Linked DNA regions of Homo sapiens: regions 2, 3, 4 and 5 are each linked to region 1. A link is a loop called in an ENCODE intact Hi-C map of the cell type or tissue named here. Cell type or tissue: PC-3. All regions are shown on one strand. Region 1 has its middle 83 kb from the start of SLC16A9. Region 2 has its middle 5.1 kb from the start of MRLN. Region 3 overlaps SLC16A9 (solute carrier family 16 member 9). Region 4 holds the start of SLC16A9 (solute carrier family 16 member 9). Region 5 overlaps SLC16A9 (solute carrier family 16 member 9).

What was found. A loop is a pair of places that touch in the nucleus more often than their neighbours do. Peaks named below come from ENCODE experiments on the same cell type or tissue, not always from the same donor. Only the 100,000 strongest peaks of a DNase experiment are listed, where the experiment ranks them.
Region 2: a loop joins it to region 1, with 12 times the contacts of the local background. A loop is called at or near these places in 3 of 110 quality-filtered maps.
Region 3: it touches region 1 in a loop (3-fold over the local background); 7 of 110 quality-filtered maps call a loop at or near these places.
Region 4: it touches region 1 in a loop (5-fold over the local background); 7 of 110 quality-filtered maps call a loop at or near these places.
Region 5: a loop joins it to region 1, with 4 times the contacts of the local background. A loop is called at or near these places in 7 of 110 quality-filtered maps.

The regions. Positions count from the first base shown.
Region 1 is chr10:59,623,934-59,628,933 of GRCh38, reverse strand. No RefSeq gene overlaps it. Among named protein-coding and RNA genes, the nearest start is that of SLC16A9, 83 kb to the left of the region's middle. RefSeq lists an enhancer at 2,437-2,656. In PC-3, a CTCF peak has its summit at 2,735 (motif pointing left); DNase peaks (open chromatin) are centred at 273, 2,743 and 4,633; H3K4me3 peaks cover 415 bases.
Region 2 is chr10:59,756,082-59,761,081 of GRCh38, reverse strand. No RefSeq gene overlaps it. Among named protein-coding and RNA genes, the nearest start is that of MRLN, 5.1 kb to the right of the region's middle. In PC-3, no CTCF peak of the experiment used is centred here; a DNase peak (open chromatin) is centred at 2,931; H3K27ac peaks cover 2,422 bases.
Region 3 is chr10:59,677,016-59,682,015 of GRCh38, reverse strand. The region is part of intron 2 of SLC16A9 (solute carrier family 16 member 9); the gene reads left to right. Among named protein-coding and RNA genes, the nearest start is that of SLC16A9, 30 kb to the left of the region's middle. In PC-3, no CTCF peak of the experiment used is centred here; a DNase peak (open chromatin) is centred at 2,955; H3K27ac peaks cover 1,594 bases.
Region 4 is chr10:59,707,904-59,712,903 of GRCh38, reverse strand. It overlaps SLC16A9 (solute carrier family 16 member 9), which reads left to right and starts at 3,054. Exons shown (of 6, transcript NM_194298.3): 1 at 3,054-3,425. RefSeq lists silencers at 2,712-2,981, 3,212-3,281, 3,422-3,481 and an enhancer at 3,712-3,911. In PC-3, CTCF peaks have their summits at 2,776 and 2,977; a DNase peak (open chromatin) is centred at 3,053; H3K4me3 peaks cover 2,718 bases; H3K27ac peaks cover 1,505 bases.
Region 5 is chr10:59,687,091-59,692,090 of GRCh38, reverse strand. All of the region lies in intron 1 of SLC16A9 (solute carrier family 16 member 9), which reads left to right. Among named protein-coding and RNA genes, the nearest start is that of SLC16A9, 20 kb to the left of the region's middle. In PC-3, no CTCF peak of the experiment used is centred here; a DNase peak (open chromatin) is centred at 3,020; H3K4me3 peaks cover 1,080 bases; H3K27ac peaks cover 2,733 bases.

The DNA.
Region 1 (5,000 bases):
GGGAGACTGGCTGTGGTCTGGGTCTTTACTCTTAGGAAGGCACTTTATAAAGTCATCTACTTTTCCTACAGTGAGTTGGTGTCTGCTGTCCCCGCCTCCTTGATTAGTGGAAACACCTGGGAACCCAGGAAATTTCACCAAGTGCTACACATTTGGATGGGCAAGCCATTTCCCTCCATGCTCTCTGTTAGCAACACAGGAGTCAGGCTTAGAGAGCTGAGCTCAATCTTTAATCTTCTGTCAATGAAATCCTTACCTGTGGTTTGCTGACACATTAGGTCTCCCCCAGGGCACAGAGTAATCCAGTGCCTTCTCCTTTCAAACGGACAAGGGGCGGTCCTCGCTGGTGAACAGCTCTTCTTCCACTGGCCTCCTTCCCGAGGCCTGTTGTAAGGGTTATGTGAGACCTTCAATCCTAGAGCGGAGAAAATGTACCTACCTTGTATCTTACAACTTTTGATTCAAGTGAGAGCTTGGAGAGAAATAAACATATTCAAATAAGAAACAGAATAAATGAGGATTTGAAAAGCCAGATCAAATTGAGACCTCGAAGCACAGGATGAATGCAACTTGGGTCATTTGATGCCAAATGTCAGATTCCTGACAAAATAAATTCTAGGTTTTTTTTTTTTTTTGGAGACAGAGTCTCACTCTGTTGCCAGGCTGGAGTGCAGTGGTGTGATCTTGGCTCAGTGCAACTTCTGCCTCCCGGGTTCAGGTGATTCTTCTGCCTCAGCCTCCCAAGTAGCTGGGACTACAGGTGTGTGCCATCACACCCAGCTAATTTTTGTATTTTTAGTAGACATGGAGTTTCATTATGTTGGCCAGGGTGGTCTTGTTCTCTTGACCTCATGATTCGCCCGCCTCAGCCTCCCAGTGTTAGGATTACAGGCGTGAGCAACCGCACCCTGTCAGATTCTATCTTTCTTCACTGTGTAAACCCTTCATAGATTTCCTGCTCTCTGTTCTTCCCAAATAGCCTAACCCCAAGGGAAAAATTGATCTCAGTATCTTTTTGGAGAAGTCAGTCTCCTTGTTGAATGTGAGAGGCAACATGGTCTGTAGAGCCCCAGGATCAAAGGATGCTGTGTGGCCTCTTGACCCTGCATTGGTGTCTTTCTATTACTCATCTTCAACCAACAAATACACAAAGTACATATGCACAGTACACACATGTATAAGTGCTTAACAGGACTGGAAGCAGGGGGAATAAGGCTGGTCAAGGTTTGTCCTGCCACCCATGAGCTCATATGCTTCCTGAGGAGACCAATATACAATTAGGATACAAGTTGAGAAATGTCATGGCAGAGATAAGTGCAAACTTCATAGGTGTGAGTGATATTTGAAATAGTTGACAACTGGCCAGGTGCGGTGGCTCATGCCTGTAATCCCACAGCACAGGGAGGCTGACGTGGGAGGATTGCTAGAGCCCAGGAGTTTGAGATCAGCCTGGGCAACATGGTGAAACCTCGTCTCTACAAAAATTACAAAAATTAGCTGGGCGTGGTGGCTCATGCCTGTAGTCCCAGATACTCAGGAGGCTGAGGTGGGAGGATTGCTTGAGCCTGGGGGGTGGAAATAGCACCACTGCACTCGCTCCAGCCTGGGTGACAGAGTGAGTTAGACCCTGTCTCAAAAAAAGCAACAACAACAAATACCAAATATTTAACAATTGTTAGAGTCACTGCAAAGGCTGTTTCTTACCCACAGCCAGGGCAGTGTGACTAAGACATGCCAGATGGGAATAGGGCATTCTCTTTTGGGTCCAGGCCCATCCTGGGAGTGGTGGGATGGATGTGAGGGAATGAGGGGCCTCCGTCAAGCTGGCTGGGTGGCAGGCGCTGCACGGCTCTGAGGGATTGAGCAGCCGAGGCAGTGGGACATAGTAAGGGGCTGAGGCCCAGGGCAGTGTAAGCATCCCATTGGTGTGGAAGTATTTCCATATTTTACCAATGATATGCTCTTTGAGAAGCAATATCCCATGGAAATATAATGAGAGCAATATCTATGTAATGAAACATACTTAGGAGACAAAGAATAAAAGTAAAAAGAAACAAGGGAAATTAAATTTGGCATTTGTCTTACTCAGTAGGTCCAAAATGTTATCTCAACATGTAACTAATATCCAACTGATTAATGAGCGATTTCACTCTTTTTGTTGTTGCTGAAATCCAGTGTGTATTTTCAGTTTAGAGCCTGCCACCTGTGGTTACCGTATTGCACAACACAGGTCTAGTAGGAAGGATTGTGAGAAAAGCAGCCCTCTGTGCTCCCTGGATTTTGGGGGAGGTGACCTTCCAGTTGCCTGGAATTTTCTGCAGGATCTGTCTGTGGTTTTCTTCTTTGATTAGCCCACCTGTAAACCCACGCAGCCCTTAACAGGTGCAGAATTTACAATGAGACACAGTAGCTCTTTCAGCACTGAGCTCCATTACACTAATTATCTGGCCTATGGCTTAGTGCTGCCTTCATTACCAAACCAAAGGCTTAATTGCTCTTTTAAGCTCCTTTGAATTTTTAGACTCAATTTACCTGCAGCCTCCTGAAACTCAGGCACCCGAATTTACTAAGGATAAGTGGGGATTTGCTGTGTGCTGAGGCCTTGTTAGGCCCTCCTAGACTTGCATTTTCTTTTTTATTCAGCGAAGTGAGATAATGGTCTTTTCTTTCCTTTTGCCTTCCTCACAGTTGGTGACACCTGCAGGCTGAAGCAGCATTTTCTGTACTTTGGCACCACCTTGTGGTTCAGCTGAAAAAAGTCTAGAAATGGGCCGCATCCATCTTGGGCTCATTGAGCATCATGAACAGTCTTGAAGGGCCATCTGGCTTTTGTTATCTCCTTCAGCCTGAGAAGAAATGAGATTTGTTACTGGATAGGGAATGTCTCCTATAGGCTAAACCGCCTGCTGAGAAATCCAACGAGGTAATGGCTCCAATTTGAACTAAGCAGAGAGTCATGCAGAAACATCAATCCAGGCTGCCGCTGTTCTCTATTATTTAGATTGAATTGTGTCTACTTTCCACAGATGACTCGGCTCAGCCAGAGAACTTGGCATCTCTGTGTGCTGTTACTGTAAAATGGGGAGTGATTGTTTTCAGCTGCTCCAAGTTAGGAATTAGCTCCTGGCCATTGATAATACCTCCTGGAAACCGTGCTCACTTCATTGGATCCACAACCCCATCTGCAGCTGAATTTTATCAACAGACATGTTGCTTTGGCCAGCATTGGTTGAATATAGTGTTAGAAAACGGACAGATTGTACAGAGGTTTTGCCAAGATCCGTGTCCCAGTAATTTTTACTGTGAGTAACTTTATGCACTTCCCTGTTATTCTACACCTGTACTCCTTAATTCCCTTATCATTTGTTCCTGCGCCAAAGGTGTGTGAGTTTGCAATTTGCTTACTGGTATGGAGAGGCTGTTTGATTTGCTTGTGGTCACTGGCAGATTCTTTTTTTTTTTTTAATTTTTATTTTAGGTATGGGGTACCTGCGAAAGTTTGTTACGTAGATAAACACGTGTGTCACGGTGGTTTGTTGTACATATTAATACATCACCCTGGTACTAAGCTCAGTACCCAATAGTTCCCTTTTCTGCTCCTCTCCCTCCCTCCCCACTCAATAACACCCCAGTGTCTGTTGTTTCCTTCTTTGTGTTCATGAGTTCTTCTTATTTACCTCCCACCCATATGTGAGAACACACGGTATTTGGTTTTCTATTCCTGCTTGCTAAGGATGATAGCCTCCAGCTCTATCCTGTTCCCACAAAAGACATGATCTCATTTTTCATGGCTGCATAATATTCCACAGTGTATATGAACCACGTTTTCTTGTCTGTCACTGATGAACATTTAGGTTGATTCCATGTCTTTGTTATTGTGAATAGTGCTGCGGCGAACATTCGCGTGCATGTGTCTTTATGGCAGAATGCTTTATATTCCTCTGGGTATATACCCGGTAATGGGATTGCTGGGTCGAGTGGCAGTTCTGCTTTTAGCTCTTTGAGGAATCACCATACTGCTTTCCACAGTGGTTGAACTAATTTACACTCCCACCAACAGTTGACTAACTTACCACCGTTAACAATTGACTACTTTATCTTGCAATTTCCTACTTAAAATATGTCATCAGATTTTTGCCAAGAGGTGCTTGTACTCAGAGTGATGAATAAAATCAATATCTTGAGTCCCTGAGTCTCCAAGTGTCAGAAACTTAAGAGACCTGTGTAAGACCTGTGTAACTATTGTTAAACCAGTTAAAATCCAAGGTTTACCCTTCTTTCACTGTGTAACTTGGGCAGAATGTCTATTGGTGAGATTTCTGTGGCTGTTTCCTCTTCTCATTAAATGAATTAATAATATATAACAGCCTTATAACAGGGCCTGGGAGCTACTAACTCTTCATTGATGATGACAGTCAGTGCTGGAAAGAGGGTAAGGCAGGTGGGGATGAAAATTGACTCTGAAAGTGAGCGCCTCACATGCCTGACTCTATCCCTGGCCCTGATGATGACGGTGATGGTGATGATGATAATAGCTAACACTTCTATGGCATTATTTGGAGTGTTAATATCAGAGGCATTTGAACCTGAGTGACTCCGTTTGGAATAAGGGTTGGGTAAAATGAGGCTGGGACCTGCTGGGCTGCATTCTCAGGAAGTTAGGCATTCTTAGTCACAGGATGAGCTAGGTGGTCAGCAGGATGGGTATCACAAGATACAGGTCACAAAGACCTTACTGATAAAATAGGATGCAGTAAAGAAGCCAGGCAAACCCCACTTTTGGGTAATGAAAGTGACTTCTGTTCATCCTCACTGCTCATTATATGCTAACTTTAATACATTAGCATGCTAAAAGCCACTCCCACCAGCACCATGACAGTTTACAAATGCCATGGCAACATCCGGAAGCTACCCAATAGGGCGTAAAACGGGGAGGAACCCACAGTTCCAGGAAGTACCTGCTTTTTTTTCTGGAAAACTCATGAATAATCCACCCCTTG
Region 2 (5,000 bases), 130 kb before region 1:
AATGTGAATGTATTTAACACTACTAAACTGTATACTTAAAAATGGGTTAGATAGGCCAAGCATGGTGGCTTACGCCTATAATCCCAGCACTTTGAAAGACTGAGGCAGGTGGATCACTTGAGGTCAGGAGTTCAAGATCAGCCTGGCCAACATAGTGAAACCCCATCTCTACTGAAAATACAAAAAAAAAAAAAAAAAATTAGCTGGTGTGGTGGCACGCTCCCATAATCCCACCTACTCAGGAGGCTGAGGCAGAAATATTGCTTGAACCCAGGAGGCGGAGGTTGCAGTGAGTCGAGATCATGCTACTGCACTCCAGCCTGGGGACAGAGCGAGTCTCTGTCTCAAAAAAAAAAAAAAAAAAAAAGTTTTGATAGTAAATTTAATGTTATGTGTCTTTTACTACAATTAAAAACTTAAAAAAACTCAACATTATAATTATCCCCTTTGATTCAAGATTAATAAATATTATTTATCAATGAACAACTCAAAAGTGATAGTGAATCTCCTGAGTGGGGGAGAAACAGGGTCTAAGAAATAATTCCCTGAAGACTCTTGTTTGCATTATTCCTGCAAAAGCAGCTGAAGCATCTGTTGAGAGGTGGTAGCAAAGGTGAGTTGTTTTACGCCAAGACCAGCTCGGTCGGGGAGACCCTAACCCAGCAGTGCTAGAGGAATTAAAGACACACACACAGAAATATAGAGGTGTGAAGTGGGAAATCAGGGATCTTACAGCCTTCAGAGCTGAGAGCCTCAAACAGAGATTTACCCACATATTTATTAACAGCAAACCAGTCATTAGCATTGTTTCTATAGATATTAAATTAACTAAAAGCCTCCCTTAAGGGAAAGGAAGGGATGGGCCGAATTAATTGGATAGGTTGGGCTAGTTAACTGCAGCAGGAACACGCCCTTAAGACACAGATCCCTCAGGCTTTTGTTTGTAGCTTAAGAATGCCTTTAAGCGGTTTTCCACCCTGGGCGGGCCAGGTGTTCCTTGCCCTCATTCCCGTAAACCCACAACCTTCCAGCTTGGGCGTTATGGCCATTATGGACCTGACATTGCTGCAGAGATTTTATTTATAGCCAGTTTTGGGGCCAGTTTATGGCCAGACTTTGGGGAGCTTGCTCCCAACAGTTTTAGCATCTTGCTGATCATCTTCTAGGGGGGATGACTGAAATGAAAAAGAGAAATATTAATATAAAAGGTTATAATAAAGTTAGGAGCCAGGAGTCGGATCTTGAGAGTATCTGGTCCAGCAGATTCCAAGAGGTCGTTGGATGAAAAGCTTTTGGTCATACAGCACTGCTCATTGAGTTTGCCGAAGCTAAGATGTCAATGTTCTTGGCAATGTTGTCCACGGTCTTGGTTTCCTCTCATATAAAGGCATTTGTGACTTGAACATTTTATTACACTTCCTTTGAGGCTCAAAGAGTGCCTTTTCCAGGGAGAAACTGGCCCCTGCATGGTCTGCCTCAGTGATGAGTATTTCAAGGTACATATCAAGTCATCTGGGCTTTAAGGTGCAGTGCTTCCTCAGGTGCTGAGGGAAGTGGCAGCTACAAGGCAACCTAGAGTTCCAGTAAAGATCTGGGTTTACAAATTTTAATCTGGATTGTCAGAATTCAGTTCTTCGTGATGCCAAGACAGAAGGGAGAGATAAAAATTGGAAATGTTAATTTGAAGGCTGTAGGCAGATATTAGAGAAAAACAAGAGTTAAAATTTGATAAGGTTTGGCAATGCGTGTAAGATGACAAGATCTGGTACAATTTACAGGCAGTAACGAAACTGTTTTTTCATATTTGTCAGTTACCTGCAGTTTACAAGAGGTTCAAACACAAAGAGTTCGAAGACAATGAACAGGACCAGAATCTGATAACCCACCAGGGTGTGCTATAGTTTTCCACTGAAACACAAAAATTCTCTCCACAGATACTTCCCTTTTGAGCAAGATAATCTCAAAGGACCAGACACAGTCGCTCACGTCTGTAATCCCAGTACTTTAGGAGGCCGAGGTAGGAGAATTGCTTGGGGCCAGGAATTCAAAACCAGCCTGGGGCCGGGTGCTGTGGCTCACACCTGTAATCCCAGCACTTTGGGAGGCCGAGGCAGGCAGATCACGAGGTCAGGAGATCGAGACCATTCTGGCTAACATGGTGAAACCCCGTCTGTACTAAAAATACAAAAAAATTAGCCAGGCGTGGTGGCAGATGCCTGTAGTCCCTGCTACTCGGGAGGCTGAGGCAGGAGAATGGCGTGAACCCAGGAGGCAGAGCTTGCAGTGAGCTGAGATTGCGCCACTGCACTCCAGCGTCTCAAAAACAAACAAACAAACAAACAAAAAACAAAAAACCAGCCTGGGCAACATAACAACACCTTCTTTTTCCAAAAAACAAAAATAAAAACAATACAAAAATTAGCTGACCATAGTGGCATGCGCCTGTAGTCCTAGCTACTTGGAGGCTGAGGCAGGAGGATTGCTTGAGCCCAGGAGTTCAAGACTGCAGTGAGCTATGATTATACCACTGCACTCCAGCCTAGGCCACAGAGCCAGACCCTATCTCTTAAAAAAATTAAATAGATAAATAAATAAATAAATAAATAATCTCGAAGGATTATTCTTGGTCAGAAAATAAAGTTGATGTCATTAAATTCAACCTAATTATTTTAACATAGGCAGCAAGAATGGCGATTTAACATATTGGCTCTTCAAAGTTTGCTTTGTGGAAGATTTCATAAGGATGTTCAAAATGGACCTTTAAAAACCTCTTGAGGCTTGATTCTTCAGAGAGAGTATTTAAAAAATAAACAAACACAAACCTCTTGAAGTTAAGAAGCCAAGCCAAGAATTCACCATGAGATTTCACCTATATTAATCATAGATTTGAGTAAATTCCTCTCTTCTTGAGGTCACGCAAATAGTCTCGGTTTCCTTGGCCCACTAGCAAGAGAACTTCCTTATTCATCGGTAAGGCTGAGAACCCCATAAGACAACCCTGTAAAGTCAGCTTCAGTTCCTTAAGACTTACTGGCCATATCTTGATTCATTCTCAGATATGACATTCTGAACAAAGCCTTATTCAGAATAAGCTTTGTTGTATAACCAATGTTTCCAATTACATCGTCTTAATAAGGAGAACAGATTCTTACTGAACCTATGTGAATAACTATATTGCCATGGAAATAAAAGTATTCAATAAAAGTTTCCGAATTCTGGAGGAAACAGGAAGAAAAAGATAAATGTTTTGTTTTTATTAATCTACATTTTTTTAGATAATAGCTTAAAAGAGAAAGTAGCCCTCATGTCCAGAAAATAGAATGTTAAAGTACTAGCAGCATTCCAAACAAAACCCAAATCATTCCTCATAATTTTGCTCAGGCTTATTCTTGTTCTGTTCCATCTTGGGTTAGTAGCCTCATGAACCCGTTAGCTTCTTAATGAGAATGCAGGAAATCCTGGATGGTCCAATGGCATGGGCCCCAAGTTATTTAAGCAATACCATCATAAGCCTGTGCCCATGAGTACTCAGCATAGTCCTTTCCCGTGGGGCTCTGAGACCATCGTTTTTAATGTCAAAGCACTCTGGTTTGTAGCTGATTTGCAAGTGCTTTCCAGGAAGAATCAAAGTAAAACAACAACAACAAAAACTTTCTCTAGAGGCCAAGAGACCAAAAATGACCATGGTTAACTTGTTAATGATAATTTTTCAAAAATGAAATATCTGATGAGTTCGTTACAAAAATAATGCAATTGACAAGGAAATTTGGTTGTTTCTGTGGCATTTAAAACAAAGCAGTGAATTTAAAATCAAAGTGACAGAAAATTTTTAAAGAAAACATAGGAGGTAACAGGATTGTAAAGAACCTTAATTCTTTCAAGAGTGAGAAGACTTTGTTCCTGTAAGTAATCAACGACCTGAAAAACTGAACGTAAAGCACAGAAAATTATTCTGATAAAATAGAATCATTGCCTTTTAGGCAGATTTCTCAGAAGGTAAAGAAAAATCTTAACAACCTCTTAAAAAGTACATAAATGATTCAAGAAAATTTTGTCATTTAACAGAAAGAAAAGCAGTTTTAATTTTGTATCAGCATAATGTTTGATATCAAGACTCTTTTAAGAAAATCTTGTAAATAAAGCCACTAAACCTTAGCCAGTTTCGACTATGGCAAATAAAATTCCCTTTCTGTGCACCTTCTACAGGTTTCTACATCCATTTAGGTTTTGTGCTACCTATTCTTCTTCCTCACTCTGGAACAGCCAGTCATTTTACTTTAGGACAAAACTATGCTCCTTTACCTTAACAAAAACACATCCTGAGTACAAAGTTACTCTTCTCTGCAATATTTTTCCTAGAGAATCTCACTCAGAATATTAATCATAACTTTTTAACTTCTATTTCACAGAGATAGCTATGAGGTAAATACCTGTGAGCAGTCAGACACTACAATTTTGTAGCAAAGCTTATGAATATACACCTTACAATGTTTTATAGCTTAGATGTCCTTATAGTACAATTTCTCAATGTGGCAAAATACATACAGCCTTAAAATTATGCTTAGTGATTAATATTTTAATACTTTATCTTATTAGAAATGATCTAGATATTTAATGACTATCCATTAATTAACTTAAACTAGCATAAGTTTTAAGTTACTAAAAGATCTTAGAGACTGTCTTCAAGCTGACATACCACAAAACATAATTATTGTTGAAATGAAGTTTGTCAGAATAATTAATTTAGTTAAACACACATCTCCCGTTTTCATCATCTTAAACATCTAGGAAACATAATGCTTGAATAATAGGAAACATAATAATTGAATAAACATTATTCAATCAGTAGAGCTGTCTAAATTCAGGAAGAATAAGCCCAAATAGAATACAAATGTATGCTTGCATTATGCTGAACTTGGATAACTCAGAAGACAGCTCTTTCTATCAAAAACAAATATTAAAGTAGTCTTTTTTTTAAAAAAAAGAGTTAACTAAATTTT
Region 3 (5,000 bases), 53 kb before region 1:
CAGTTGCACCTGGTGAGCAAAGCTTTTAAAGATGAGCATAGAAAAATGAGGGCAAATAATTCAAGAATGAAAAGTGGTGGGGAAAAAAAAAGGATGGCTAAATAGCTACAACTTACGCCTGCGTGTGTGTATATATACATATACATATACATATACATATACATATACATATACATCATATACATATACATATACATCATATATACATATACATATACATATACATATACATCATATACATATACATATACATCATATACATATACATATACATCATATACATATACATATACATCATATACATATACATATACATATATATATACATATACATATACATATACATATACATCATATACATATACATACACATACACATATACATATACATCATATACATATACATATACATATACATATACATATACATACACATACACATATACATATACATCATATACATATACATATACATACACATACACATACACATATACATATACATCATATACATATACATATACATATACATATACATATACATATACATACACATACACATACACATATACATATACATCATATACATATACATATACATATACATATATATATACTTTAGATATTGTGTACAAGTTTCAGCATAGCTGGCTCCATTGAACATATTGTATTTGATGTTATCCTCTTTGGGTTCCTCATAGCATAAATTAAGATGCAAACCCTGAAACAGTGTTTATATAGTATTAGCAAGCAGTGTCTGGCAGTGTGCAAGTCACACTGACCATCAGCTTTATGACAACTTTGCTCTACAGAGAAACAAGTGGATCATTAGTACCTTGGAAGTGGAATAAGTATTTTCATGTTGGTGACTCAAATGGTTATCAGTGGTTCTTAGCCAGGGAGATAATTAGGATCATCTATGGGACCATTTCAGCATATAATTGCGTGGATTTGACACGCAGACAGTCTAATTCATTTGGTCCATGATGGGGCCTAGATTCATGAATTATTATTGTTATTATTATTATTATTTGAGATTGGGTCTTGCTCTGTCACCCATGCTGGAGTGCAGTGGTGCTATATTGGCTCACTGCAACCTCGACCTCCCGGGTTCAAGTGATCCTCCCAACTCAGCCTCTTGAGTAGCTGGGACTACAGGTGCATGCCACCATGCCCAACTATTTTTTTCTTATTTTTTGTAGAAACAAGGTCTCACCATGTGGCCCAGGCTGGTCTCAAACTCCTGGGCTCAAGGGATTCTCCTGCCTCAGCCTCCCAAAGTGTTGGGATTACAGGCATAAGCTACTGTGCCTGGCCTCATGAATTTTTTAAAGTCCCCAAAGTGATTTTTAGTTAGGAACTACCACTGGCTTAAGCCCTCTATATTTAAATTTTAATCTTTCACTTTTTGATAACTCTCTGATATATGATTTGCTTTGACATTTTTAAAATAAAGAGAACTATTGTAGATTTCTTCTTGTGTGTGGCACTACTCATGCCGTGTAAATTATGAAAAGTAAATTGTCTGTAAAACCTGCAAAAGAAAGGGACCATTCAGGATGAAAGATGAAGACAGTTCTTGGAAGGATGGGTGGCAGAGGGAGCTGGAACCTTGCCAAGATTGTGCCTAAGCATGTGAAACATAAAGTCCTACTCCTGGGCTTTGGCAAACCTAGATTTGGACAGTAGCTCATAATAGCATATTACAACTGTGAAAAGACATGAAATTCTGGACTTTATACTCTTTATAATCTTAATTCCTAATTCCTTTTCCTTGAGACTTAAATAATTGAGAAGAAAATACTTCTTCCCCTTGCTTGAATTCTTTGTTTGTCCAGATAATCCCTGGGATGAATAAAGCTGGGTAGGAAGGATCCTACCCTCCTGGGTTATACATTGTGAATGAGCTCATCCTCATTACATATATTCCTAGGGTCTCTGAGCTAGGGATGCCAATATAGAAAACACCATCCATGTTTCTAAAAGGTTTGTAGTCTCAGGGAAGAGACAGAAAAAAAAGGTAACTAATAATTTGAGAATTCACAAATATCAAGGAGAATAGCAATGGCAAAACAATCTCTGAGGTTTTAGAGGGATAGCCTTTGAGGAAGCTATTGAGATGGGCCAGATAGGAAGATGGACTTTCATAGGCAGATAGACAGGGAGAGGGAAGTCCATGCAAATTACCTTTATGCAGAGGCCTGGATTTGGTACTGCAGAGGCTGTGTTCTCATGGAGTAAATTTGGCTGGAAAGGAGGGATTGTGTTGGGAGGTGTGACGGTCAGTTTTATGTTTCAACTTGGCTAGGTTACATTCTCCAGTTGTTCAAACACCAATCTAGGTGTTGCTGGGAAGTTATTTTGTAGATGTGAATAAAGTGCATAGTCACTTAACTTTAAATAAGGTAGCTTATCCTAGAAAATCTAGATGGATTTGGCTCAATTGTTGAAAGGCTTTAAGAGCAGAAATGAGCTTTCCCAAAAGAAGAAATTCTGCTTGTAATTGTAGCTGCAGCCTATCCCTGAGAGTTCCAACATGCCCTTCCTAATGGCCTCCTCTGCAAATTTTTGACTTGGTTAGCTAGGCAGGTATTGTCTGGCTGCCTAGTATGGTTGTTTCAAACGTGTAAGCCAATTCCTTGCAACAAATGTCTTAATATATGCTTCCTACTGGTTTTGTTTTTCTGGTTGAAACTTGACTGATATGGGAAGAATGGAAGGTAACTGAACTAGAGAGCTATCATGGCCTTGCATTGTTTTAAGATGAGCTAACACACCCTTTGGCTAGATATTGTTCTCCAAATTCAAGGAAACGGTGGTTCTGTTTCTCACACTACCCAAGTGCTGAAACAGCAGGAAATAGCACGGAGATCTAGTCTGCAGTTTTGTACTCAAAGCAGATTTGAGAGTCCTTGCCCTCTCCCTTTTGTCTTCACTTCCTCCAAAGGTGTTCAAACTCATAATACGAGTCAGTAAACGCATCACCATGTTAATATAATGAGTCAGTATGGCCAGGCCCACTTGCTGAATGAGTTATGAGTGCTGGCAGAGCTGGGTTTGGGCATTACCCCTAAGCACTGTTAACTCCTTCAAGGAGTACTGAATTCCTGCTTCTCTCAAGGATTCTGTTGCATTGGCAGGTTCCCAGTGTGCTAGGCAGTTTTAAGATTGGTGGCCGGGCGCGGTGGCTCACGCCTGTAATCCCAGCACTTTGGGAGGCCGAGGCGGGTGGATCATGAGGTCAGGAGATCGAGACCATCCTGGCTAACAAGGTGAAAACCCGTCTCTACTAAAAATACAAAAAATTAGCCGGGCGCGGTGGCGGGCGCCTGTAGTCCCAGCTACTCGGGAGGCTGAGGCAGGAGAATGGCGTGAACCCGGGAAGCGGAGCTTGCAGTGAGCCGAGATTGCGCCACTGCAGTCCGCAGTCCGGCCTGGGCGACAGAGCGAGACTCCGTCTCAAAAAAAAGAAAAAGAAAAAGAAAAAAAAAAGATTGGTAGGAATAAAGACCAGGTTTTGGTTAAGCTTTCTGCCATCTCTAAATACCACCAAACCCACTAAAATGAAAGGCAGTCAGGGTATATGAGATCAACAATTTGAGTGGGTGTGGCTCCTTAGTGCCTTTTTCTTTCTCAAGGAGATGAACTTGAGATTTACAGTCTTTGCTGGAGCAAGGATTGAGGAACCTGCAATTTGGAGGAGCTCACACCTTGGGCTCCCTGAATTTTAGATGGAAAGGTAGGACCTTCACAGGCCCAACTGATCCACTCTGTTAGGAAATCCTTGCTGCATGGCAGGTCCATAACCTGGTTACTACTATATTCTGTTTCTCACTGTAGCATCAGCCAACTTATGTATTCACTGCAGCAGACCTGGCCATCCTTCTACTCCTGGGACTCTCTGAAACTTTTTAGGAAAAAGAAGTGTGACACAGGAAGGGGAACATCACACTCTGGGGACTGTTGTGGGGTGGGGGGAGGGGGGAGGGATAGCATTGGGAGATATACCTAATGCTAGAGGGCGAGTTAGTGGGTGCAGCGCACCAGCATGGCACATGTATACATATGTAACTAACCTGCACATTGTGCACATGTACCCTAAAACTTAAAGTATAATAATAATAAATTAAAAAAATAATAATAAAAGTAGCTAAACTTAAAAAAAAAAGTGCGTGGAGGTTGAGTTTATTTCCTAAAGGGAATAATTTCATTCCCAAAACTATCCTATAATAAATTAAAAACTGAAAAATCACGTTATGTTTCTGTTCCCTCCATTTAGAATAGATGTTCATCCCTTTTGTTGACATAACCATACTTCGCAGCCTAGTTCAAGGCTTAGTTCTGTGGCCTTGGTTTTTCTTCCTCTTATGAAATCCCCAAACAAGCCGTCTGAACCTTTCTTTTGGTGCTTTTGGCCTTGGGTTTTATTTTAAACCTTGATGCGAGTTTGTTTTGCCTCTTGTCTGAGTCCTGGATTGTGTTTGATTTCTCTGTGTCCTTTTCTAACATGATATGAGATTCTAGTACTGTGCTGTCCAGTAGGGTGGGCACATGTGGCTACTGGGCACCTGAAATGTGGCTTATTCCAGTTTAGATGAGCTATAGGTATAATAAATACACACTGCGCTGGGTGTAGTGGCTCATGCCTATAATACTTAGAGCTTTGGGAGGCTGAGGCAGGAGGATCACTTGAGACCAGGAGTTTAAGACCAGTCTGGGCAACATAATGAGACCCTGTCTCTATAATTTTTTTTTTTTTAATTAGCCAGGAGTGGTGGTAACTTGGGAGGCTGAGGCAATAGTGGCTTCTAAACACCAATACTGACAACAATAATATTGGCTCTTGAACACTAATATGCAGGCAGTGGTAAGTTCGGGAAAAACTTTCACCAAAGGCAAAATGAATATAAAGGCAATGATAGAGGAAATGTATGAGTGTGTGTGTGTGTGTGAAGTTCCTATTATCTTCTTACTGTCTTGCATTTTATTCCAAAATTACA
Region 4 (5,000 bases), 84 kb before region 1:
GGAGAAGAACATCATGTCAAAAGAAAAGAAACCTGAATGGTGTGGTAAGTCAGGGAGGAAAGTCTGGTCAGCCAGGCAAGCACTGGACCAGTGACTCAGGTGCTGGTCAAGTGTACCACCTTCCCCTGACCTGATGACACCTTGCTCTGCCCTCTGTGTTTCATGTTTCTGCTTCCATGCTGGGATAAGGACCAAAGAACAATTTTAGGTTAATTTCTCCATCTCATTCTCTAAAGGACTAAGGTGGCAAATAGCTTAAGAAAGGGAAGTCTTAGAACATTTCACAAATTATGAAGTTCTTAATAAATACCTAATAATAACAATGAAAAGCAAAAAATGAACTCTTTTATTTAGTTGACACCTCTATATCAACTTTTCTTTAAAAGCATTTCTCAGGTTCCTTTTCTTCCAAAGCCGGGTTCATTTAAATCTGGCTTATGTAATAGCCTGCCTTTTTCCATCTTGTTGAAACTATTTCTGAGCCTGGAGAGTGACCCAAAGGGCAGATGCTGGCCAGAGCTGTAAAGCCAGCAATATCTAACTTATCTGATTCTCGCTTGGCAAGCACAGCTTGCATTTTTTTTTTGTCACTGGATGGAAAAAAGTGGGGGCATAGAGGGGTGGTTTTAGCTTTGTCTCTGCTGACTTATCTGCCTCCCTCACCCCCAGGGTGATCTGGAGCACATCTTGAGCTTCTCCCGGTCAAATTCCATTTGGAAGTAAAGTGTCAGGACTCAACTAGATTTCTGAGTTCTTTTACATGTCTTAATGCTCCCCTGCAGATGATGGGGGCAATTTTCACATTCCAGCCTGGCAGCAGTCCCCTTAGCCAAGTGTCTACTGCCCCAGGGCAAGATTCTAGCTCTCTGATTCCTCCAAGCTCCCTTCTAGCCACTTCATTCATTACATTAGAAGCCTGGCCCTGCAGCCATCTGAGTTTATGACCCCTGAGAACCAGTCTTTCTCTCTAAAGCTGGGAGCATGCCTGTGTGTGAGCACAAGCTCATTTTTGGTTCTTAGTTGATAGGCAAGGGCTGGCCTGAGTAGAAATGGAAGTGCTGGCTATATACTCTTCTAAAAGAAATCTGGGAAAACTTGGTGCAAGTGATAACAGGCATGTGTCAATTTCAGAAACCAGTTGGTGGATGTAGAATATTTTCCAGGCACAATTTCCTTGTCCCCAAAACATAAGTTCATATACATTGATTGGTTTGAGCAACAATCAAGATAACATGTGCTCTGGTGCTTAGGAAGTATTTGAATCAAAGACAGACTTTCTAAAATTACCTTTCATTGGCTGGGTGCGGTGGCTCACACCTGTAATCTCAGCACTTTGGAGGCCAAGGCGGTGGATCACTTGAGGTTAGGCGTTCAAGACCAGGCCAACGTGGTGAAACCCCATATCCACTAAAAATACAAAAATTAGCCAGGTATAGTGCTGCGTGCCTGTAATCCCAGCTACTCAGGAGGCTGAGGCAGGAGAATTGCTTGAACCCTGGGAGATGGAGGTTGCAATGAGCTGAGATCACGCCGCTGCACTCCAGCCTGGGCAACAGAGCAAGACTCCATCTCAAAAAAACTATTTTATTGAAACATAGAGAAAAGAACACAAATTATCAGTGTATAGGTCAACGCATTACCACAAAGTGAACGCACTTGAGTAACCATAAACCAGGTAAAAAAATACAGCCTAAGAATCCCCTATTGTGTTCCCTTGCCTCTTTAGAAGTAAGTTTTTTATGGTGTTGACAGTACAGTTTCTCCATTTTTCCTTCCAGAACTTATTCTTGGGACCATGTTGCTCTCATTCTCACTGTTACTTTTCCCCTCTTCTCTTTTTCCTTCTTAGAACAAAACAAAATACTATTGACTAGCAGTGGTCATTCTCTTCACTCTAACCTGAAAGTCAATAAATTGAGTAGAAAGGACTGATGGGGGCCAAAAGGGCTGAACCTCCACCACATTTGTGCTGTAAGAAAACATGACATGGTTGCCTAGGCTCCACAGGTTTTTTAAACTCTCATCTCACACAAACTCCATGATACAGGCAAGATTCTTGTAATTTCATAGACAAGGAAACAGAGGCTCAGCAGCTTGATCAGCACTTCTGAAACCAACCCTTTGCCAGGTGTAGAGTCTTCGTCTAGGCCAGGACCTGTCACTTCAGTGTATAAAGGAAGTTCTCATCAAGGTGGTTGATGGCCGCAGTCCCCTTTAAGAAGTAGAAAGTGTGGTGCGGCTTCCCAGAAAAAACACAGAGGAACACAAAAAGTGCATATCACTTTGGAGGTTTCCCACGGCCGGCGAACCACTGGTACCTATGGACAGCCCCCAGCTGCTGCAGTGACTGAGGGATAAAACAGCCATCCATCTCTGCGCGCAAGCCCATTACCAAAGATAGTATTGCCAATGGTAGTATTGTTAGTGCAGTTCAACTGCAGGACAGACTGAACGTCCTTAGAAGCAGCCTGTGTGTGTGTGTGTGTGTGTGTGTGTGTGTGTGTGTGTGTGTGTGTGTGCACCGCAGGACGCCCTCCTTTCCCGCGGAGCTGTCACAAAGGACTGTACTTGGCATCCTCACTCCTCACTTCCCAGGATCACGGACTCCACAAAGTTCTGGTGCCCGTTTCTCCGGGACCACTGCCAGCTGAGCATACAGCTCCGGCCAGGAGGGCGCCAGCGGCCCCGGGAGCCAGGGAGACCAAGGAACACTCGCATTCATTTGTACACCCCGGCTCCCCCCAAACGCGCACGGCCCTTGGCGGGCTTGGCCAGGGCACGTGGTGGGCGGCGGGGGCACAGCGGCGCCTGGGGACGCGCGTGTGTGCGCACCGAGAGGGCGCCTGGCCGACGGCGCCCACCTCTCTCGTGGCTTTGGTGGCTCCAGGCCTGGTAGGGCCGGGGCCGCGGCTCGGGCAGTGCCCTCCCTACTCCTGGCCGGGCCGGGAGCAGCGGGAGCAGGCGCAGCGCCCCTACCGCCCGCTTTTCCGCCTCCATCTCCTCCGCCTCCTCCTCCTCCTTCCCCCAACCACCCGCGCAGTCACAACCGGTTCAGACTGGCCGGGGTGCCCCGCAAAGAGAGACAAGGGAGAAAAAGACAGCAGGGAAAACCCCGGGGAGGAGAAGGCGAAAGAGAAGGTGGAGCTCAGAGAAGGGGGCCGGCTCCCCAGCTCCATGTGGCCGCCGCCGCTGCGGGTCTGTGGGGGCAGAGGGCGGCGGCTCCCGGGGCAGCGCGTAGCGGGACCGATTGCCTAATACTCCGGCAGGGGCCGGGGCCGCAGCTGGCTCGGATAAATAGCCGCCCGGCTGGCCCGGAGCTGCAGGGGAGAGCGGCGGCCGCGATCCCCACCACACCACCAGCCCGGCCGCACGGGGCACTGAGCCGGGTGCTGAGCACCGGAGGCCCCGCCGAGGCCGGGACTCAGGTAAAGGGCTGGAGCTTGCGGGGAGGGTTCCAAAGGTGGGCAGCAGCCCCTGCTGCCCAGCGTCCTAGAGGCAAGAAGTAACTCCGACTCGGAGCAGTAGGAGGGGGCGGTGGAGCAGCATGGAACCGGGCTTTTGTCTGGGGTGTGTGCCGGGGGCTTCGAGTGTCCACGGTGCGCCCGCCCCTCGCCGCCCCCTTTTTGATGGGGTGCTTCTACAAAGTGGGCAAGTTTTCCCGGGAATCCGAAGGCGGCATTTTGTACGGAGTTGAAAGAGAGGGAGGGGGTCCTGGGGGTGGTACGGTGGCCCCCCAGAGAGCTGCCTCTGGACTCCAGAGAGCTTCCAGGGTTGCTGGTGGAAGAGCAGGGAGAGGTGCATGTGATGCAGGTGGGCCTCCATTTCCCAGAGGACCGAAAGGCCTCCAACTGCCTTGGTCCGGAGCGCGAGCAACCAGGTGCCCCCGGAGGGTTGGGAATGGGGCGCCGCGGGTACTCCTGACCTACGTGGAGCGCAGCGCGCAGGGCCGGCGGATTCTGCACGTTGGCGCCAGGTTCAGCACCACCCGGCAGCCCTGGGCGAGCGCGGGAGCCCAGCCTTCGCCACCGCCGCAGGAGGCACCGGCACCGCGCCCACCTGGACCCTCAGCCAGCACTTGGGAGGACTTGGTGCTTAATGCCCCATCTTTGGTTCGCCCTAGGTAACCTGCTCTGGCTTCAGCAGCGCCCAGAGGCTTTCCAGAGAGCTGATAACCACGAACAAACTTGGCTGTCAAAAGCAAATCAATGCTTTACCTTGTTTTCTGGGTGCCTAGTCTATCCAACACAAACTATCCCCGAAGTTTAGTCAGGATTTACGCTAAATATATTACTTATATAGTAAGTTATTCGATATAACATTTTTGGTCAATTTTCTAGGCTACAGTTTTGATGTGTTTTTTAAAAATCTTGAATTAACTGAATAACAGTTCATATTGAAGGTGGATTCTCCCATTCCCTGCACCCAGGATTTTCCGTTGTTCCATCAAATTCTGTAAATCGGTATGCCCTAACAGTTTCTTATATTTGAGTTGGCTTCAGCTTCGAGAAATTCTTCAGGCAGGTTTAGGCAGAGGGCTGAGGAAGCTAGAGAAGATTCCGAAGAGAAAGGATGATTATTTGTTGCATGATTATAGCTTCTTTTAAAACTTCTAATAGGAAAACCCTTCCACTTTCCTGGACCAAATGCAGAGTAAAGTCATTTTCTATTATCTGTTGCAATAATTAATAATAAATATGTAAATGCAGAAAACATGGTTAGTACCCATATCATTGCCAGAAACCAGTCCCGCTCTCCCTCCACCATCAAAAAAAAGTCCTCGCAAGTAGGAATTAGATAAAATAATTTAACCTGCAATTTTGCAACAACTCAGACTTTCAGCACCACCGACCCCCTAATAACATCCCTACTGGTTTCTTCCATTTTTTGTGTAGGCAAGTGGAATAACAGGTATCCTTCATATCCATAGGAAGAGCATTGGGAGGAGCCAAAGATATGGGGAGGTAGATCAAGACATTAGGAAATCTTTTCTGGCTTCTGAC
Region 5 (5,000 bases), 63 kb before region 1:
CCTCCTTTTATATTTCAAGTGAAAAGTCTATCTATGAATCTTTAAGGAGATGTTTATAGACAATGCTCAAATGGGGGTTATTAGGGAAAGATAATTTTGGGGAAGGGAGCAAAGGCAACAGGAAACTGTCAGCTGAAAATAAGATTAAATACTTGTAAATCACTTTGTATTTGGCAAAAATTAGTATAGTGCATATGTATACATTTCAGGGATAGAAATACTCAGTGTTCTTAAATGTCACACCTGCAGTTCTGACAGCCTATATCCAGAGCAGAAATTTTCAGCCAATGTAAAGAGTTGAAGAAACAAAGGATTGGCATTATTTGAGCAGAACTAAACATAATCGAAGGTGCTGGAACTTAAAGCTTTATTGTGAATGAAATGTAGTCTTTCATCAATAGTCTTTTTCGTTTCCCGAAGGAAGGGATTAGAACTTGCCAACTCTCCTTTCCCCTTAAACAAAACAGGTTCTGGCTTTAGGAGATATACTATCCTTTCTACTAATGATAATCTAATTTTGTTGAATAGTGATATCTTCTTATGGTTAATATTATTTCATGCTCTTCTCTCTCCTCCAAGGGAGGCTCATAATACATGTACTGTATTTAATTTTTTTAAGTTAAAGTTAAGAAAGATGCTTACAAGTTCAAGTTCAAATTCAAATTAATTCTGTGAAACTTCTTTAAACCCTGTAGTATAAAAAAACTGCCCCTAAATTAGTGTTCTTCAAATGATCTCTCAAAATGGTTTCTAATTTTGAGTTTTATAAGGTGTCTGGTCACTCAGAGTCCTGGTTTGTTAACACTCTGGTTGAAGGAGATTCCAAATTCTCAAATAGTTTACTAGAATGTAGTACAATATCTATTTCTTAGAAACACATTTTCATACATTTGAATAAGACTCCAAAACGTTGAATGTATGCATGGATCATAAATCTAAATAACATAGTGCCTTCTGATACTTACAGATCTTGTTTCATTCATTTATTTACTTACTTATTTATTTAGAGATGGAGTCTTGCTCTGTCACCTAGGCTGGAGTGCAGTGGCGTGATCTCAGCTCACTGCAACCTCTGCCTCCCGGGTTCAAGCGATTCTCCAGCCTCAGCCTCCTGAGTAGCTGGGATTACAGGCGCGTGCCACCATGCCCAGATAATTTTTGTATTTTTTAGTAGAGACGGGGTTTTGCCATGTTGGCCAGGCTGGTCTGGAACTCCTGACCTCAGGTGATCCACCCACTTCGGCCTCCCAGAGTGCTGAGATTATAGGTGTGAGCCACCCTGCCTGGCCTTTTTTTTTTGGAAAAAAAATTCCACCACTTAGATAATATAAATGATTAATTCTACAATATGTAGAAACAATTATTTCTTGTGGTTATAAACACAGACTTCTTGAAACACATTTTTCTTGAATTTACATGGAGAGTACCATTTTTCTAATCTTGTTTTGCTCTGTGAGCCCTGTAAGAACTGCCCTCTCCAACTCCACCAAACCTATCGGGCCTATCCTGATTACACATGTATGTTCATGTTATTCCTCTTGCCTTGGCCGCCCTTCTATGAATCCCTTCATTGTTCTTCACAACTAACCTACTTTATGAGGCCCTTCCACTCCTGCTCCCATCTTGAGTGCTTTCATTTCCTTCGACTCCTAAACATTTAATATCCATCCACTTGTATGGCACCCAATCGTGTACGTACTCTTTTGCACATACCTTTCCACGTGGACACACCTTCCCATGTACACATATCTTACCTTCCTAAGTGAGTTAAAAGAGTTCCTGAGGTCAGGGACCATACCTTATATGCCTTCTGGTCTCCCTTAGTAGCTAGTGCAATATAACTTAAATGTAAGTGATCAAGAACATTTTGAATAAAGACCACTTTCTTCTTTTTTTTCTTTTTGAGACAGCATCTTGATCTGTTGCCCAGGGTGGAGAACAGTGGCATAATCATGGCTCACTGTTATGGCTCACCTCCTCAGCTCAAGCTATCTTCCTGCCTCAGCCTCCCAAGTAGCTGGGACCACAGGTGCATGCCACCACACCCAGCTAATTTTTAAGACCACTTTTATCTTGCTGCATTTCTATAAACATTAGGATAAATGGGCTTAGTGGAAGTTTTAGTTAATTTGGAATTTTTATGAAAAAGAGTGCCAAATAAGGGAATGTATCATATTAGATCATAAGATATGAAGAAGGGAGGATAATAAGAAATTTTCATAAAAATAGATATGGCACATCTATATTTCTTATATTCTATGGTCATCAACAATATTCCTCAGCTTTACCTTTGTCCCAAATGGAACCAAGTGGGGTATGGATGGTTAAAATAATCAACTTGAAATTACTGCATACTCACAATATATTTATTCAGCTGCAGGTAAAGAAATGAGTACCGATAACTTAACAAAATAATTTACTGGGTTAGCTCACAAACGTGGAAGGTTGGAGAAACCAGGCTTCGGTATCTCTAGGAGGTCAACGTAGTAGGACTGACAGAGGTCTCTTCAGTGCACTTTCATGGGGATCCATAAACTCCGCAGATTTTCCTTTCCTTATATAGCATTTCACTCAAGATTCAGGCATTTCAATCAAGATTCAGAGTCCTGAAAGCCTACTGGCTTCTCTTGGGTTAGATGCCCTTTATTGCTCAAGGTCAAGGAAACTTAATTAACAGTCCCACAAGCCCTCTAGCCATAGGACTGATCTACATCCTCAAAAAGGAAGTTGAGCACCATTACAAAAAAGGAGAAATGAAGGCTAGCCTATTCATAAAATCACCTTACGCAGTACAGAATATCAGAAAAACAGCTGGTGAGAGGCACCTAGGGAATAGAGGAAGCCACGGGAGGAGGGTACTAGAGTGACAGAATACAGGAAATCACTCAATGGTAGTTTTAACTGTGTTCTATTGACACTACATGTATCTTAAACTCTGAGATGATGACAGATCAGAAGCTGTTAGTCATCGCTATAAAAACTTGCCTTTCTAGTCAGAGTTGATGTGCATGGGAACTTTGTATTTCCAAGGTTTGCTCTCTTAAATATTTACTGTGAGAATTTCTTTGGCTCTTGTCCTACATCCTGAAATGTCACCGAAGGCAGGGCATGGCAATGCAAGGGAGGGCGGAGGTGTGTGGTGTAGAAAGGCATTTTTGTCTACTTAGGTTTGAAAACTGGTAAGGGAGATAATTCTCTTCATCCTCCCCCATTGCCCGCAACCTCCCAGGAATACTGGCTTTATTCATGATTCTGGTGCTTTGTCTCTATAAATGTGTACTTTTCCTGAAGTGCTGTGATTGGAGCATTTGAATGAAGGACAATCTCGTATGCATTTGTCTTCACACAACCTCTTAGTCTCTTTAGATGTTTGGCTATTTCTATCATATCCTATCTAGTTTGAGGAGTTCAGACAATATTTTCTTTAAAGAGGATTCTGGACAGAAATTGTAAAGTACTAAATTGTCATTAGAAAGATCAGAATTGCATTGTTTACTTTTACAATAGAGTAGGTACCAGAGAGAGCAAATTTCCAATGGAGGGACATATTTGATTACTACAAAAGTTTCTGATTTGGAAGTTTGGATAATTCTGTTAACACAATCATATGGTTTGAGTGTCTAGATTTTATACCTACAGTTTTGTTCACTAATTGTAACATCTCTCTGTTTTTGATCATTAAATGTTGAAAGTTAATTTGTGTAAAGACTTATGCACGTGGTGACATGAGTTCTGCCCAGTGCTCTGAAATCAAAGTGAAGAAATAAATCCATGGAAGCCCAGGCAAATGATGGGTGTAGCTATGACTCTCTGAAGGTAGCCAAATGCCTTGTCATCTAATTAGGCTGTGTGTGAATGGATAATTGATATTCCTACTGTCTTCAGAGATTATCTGTTGAAACCACAGCCAAGTGCATGGTTTGGCAGAATCCGTGGGCAAAGACTCTGTTGCACCTGACAGTAAACCTGGCATAGTGAAGAGACATGGAAGGTACAGGTTAAGTGGGAGGCCCTGCTGGGGACCTGAAGGTTAAGCCTTGGATCTCCAAATCCATTGCCATGTAAGCTGTTTAGGAAAAGAAGGAAAATTTTTCTTTTCTTTTCTTTCCTTTTTTTTTTTTTGTTGTTGTTGAGACAGGGTCTCACTGTGTCACCCACACTGGAGTGCAGTGGTGCAATTACTGCTCACTGTAACCTCAAACTCCTGGACTCAAGCCATCCTCCCACCTCAGCCTTTTGAGCAGCTGAGACTACAGCTGCACCACCACACCAGTCTAATTTTTGTATTTTTTTGTAGAGATAGAGTTTCACTATGTTGCCCAGGCTGGCCTCGAACTCCTGGGCTCAAGCCATTCCTTGGCCTCCTGAAGTTCTGGCATTACAGGCATGAGCCACTGTGCCCAGCCCAAAGCTTTAAATAAAGTAAACACCATTTGGTTACCAACACTAGTAGAAATCAAAAACAAAAATAGACAAATTTTGCCTATGAAGTAAAAAATTCCTCCGCCAAAATAGACTAACATAGTCAAAACAATGCATGAACCAAGGAAATTTAATCCAATAATTCATGGATGCTTCAGTAGTAGAAAACATATATTTTATCATATTAAGAGTTATAAAGGGAAAATTGTATGACCATCTTCCTATACACTGGAAATACATTGATAAAATGTAATAACAATTATTTATAATAACACTCAAAAATATAAAAATGCAAATTACTTTCTTAACTTCGTAAAAGAAATCCAACAAAGCACCAGAGGCAACATCATGGTATTTGAGGGCATTCCCACTAAAGTTAAGAACAAGACAAAAATGTATACTTTTGTTAATTGGTATTATTCTGTATGTACTGTTCAATGCAAAGACAAAAGAAGGAAATTAGGGGCCAGGCACGGTGGCTCATGCCTGTAATCCTGGCACTTTGGGAGGCTGAGATGGGTGAAACACCTGAGGTCAGGGGTTCAAGACCAGCCTGGCCAACATGGTGAAACCCCGTC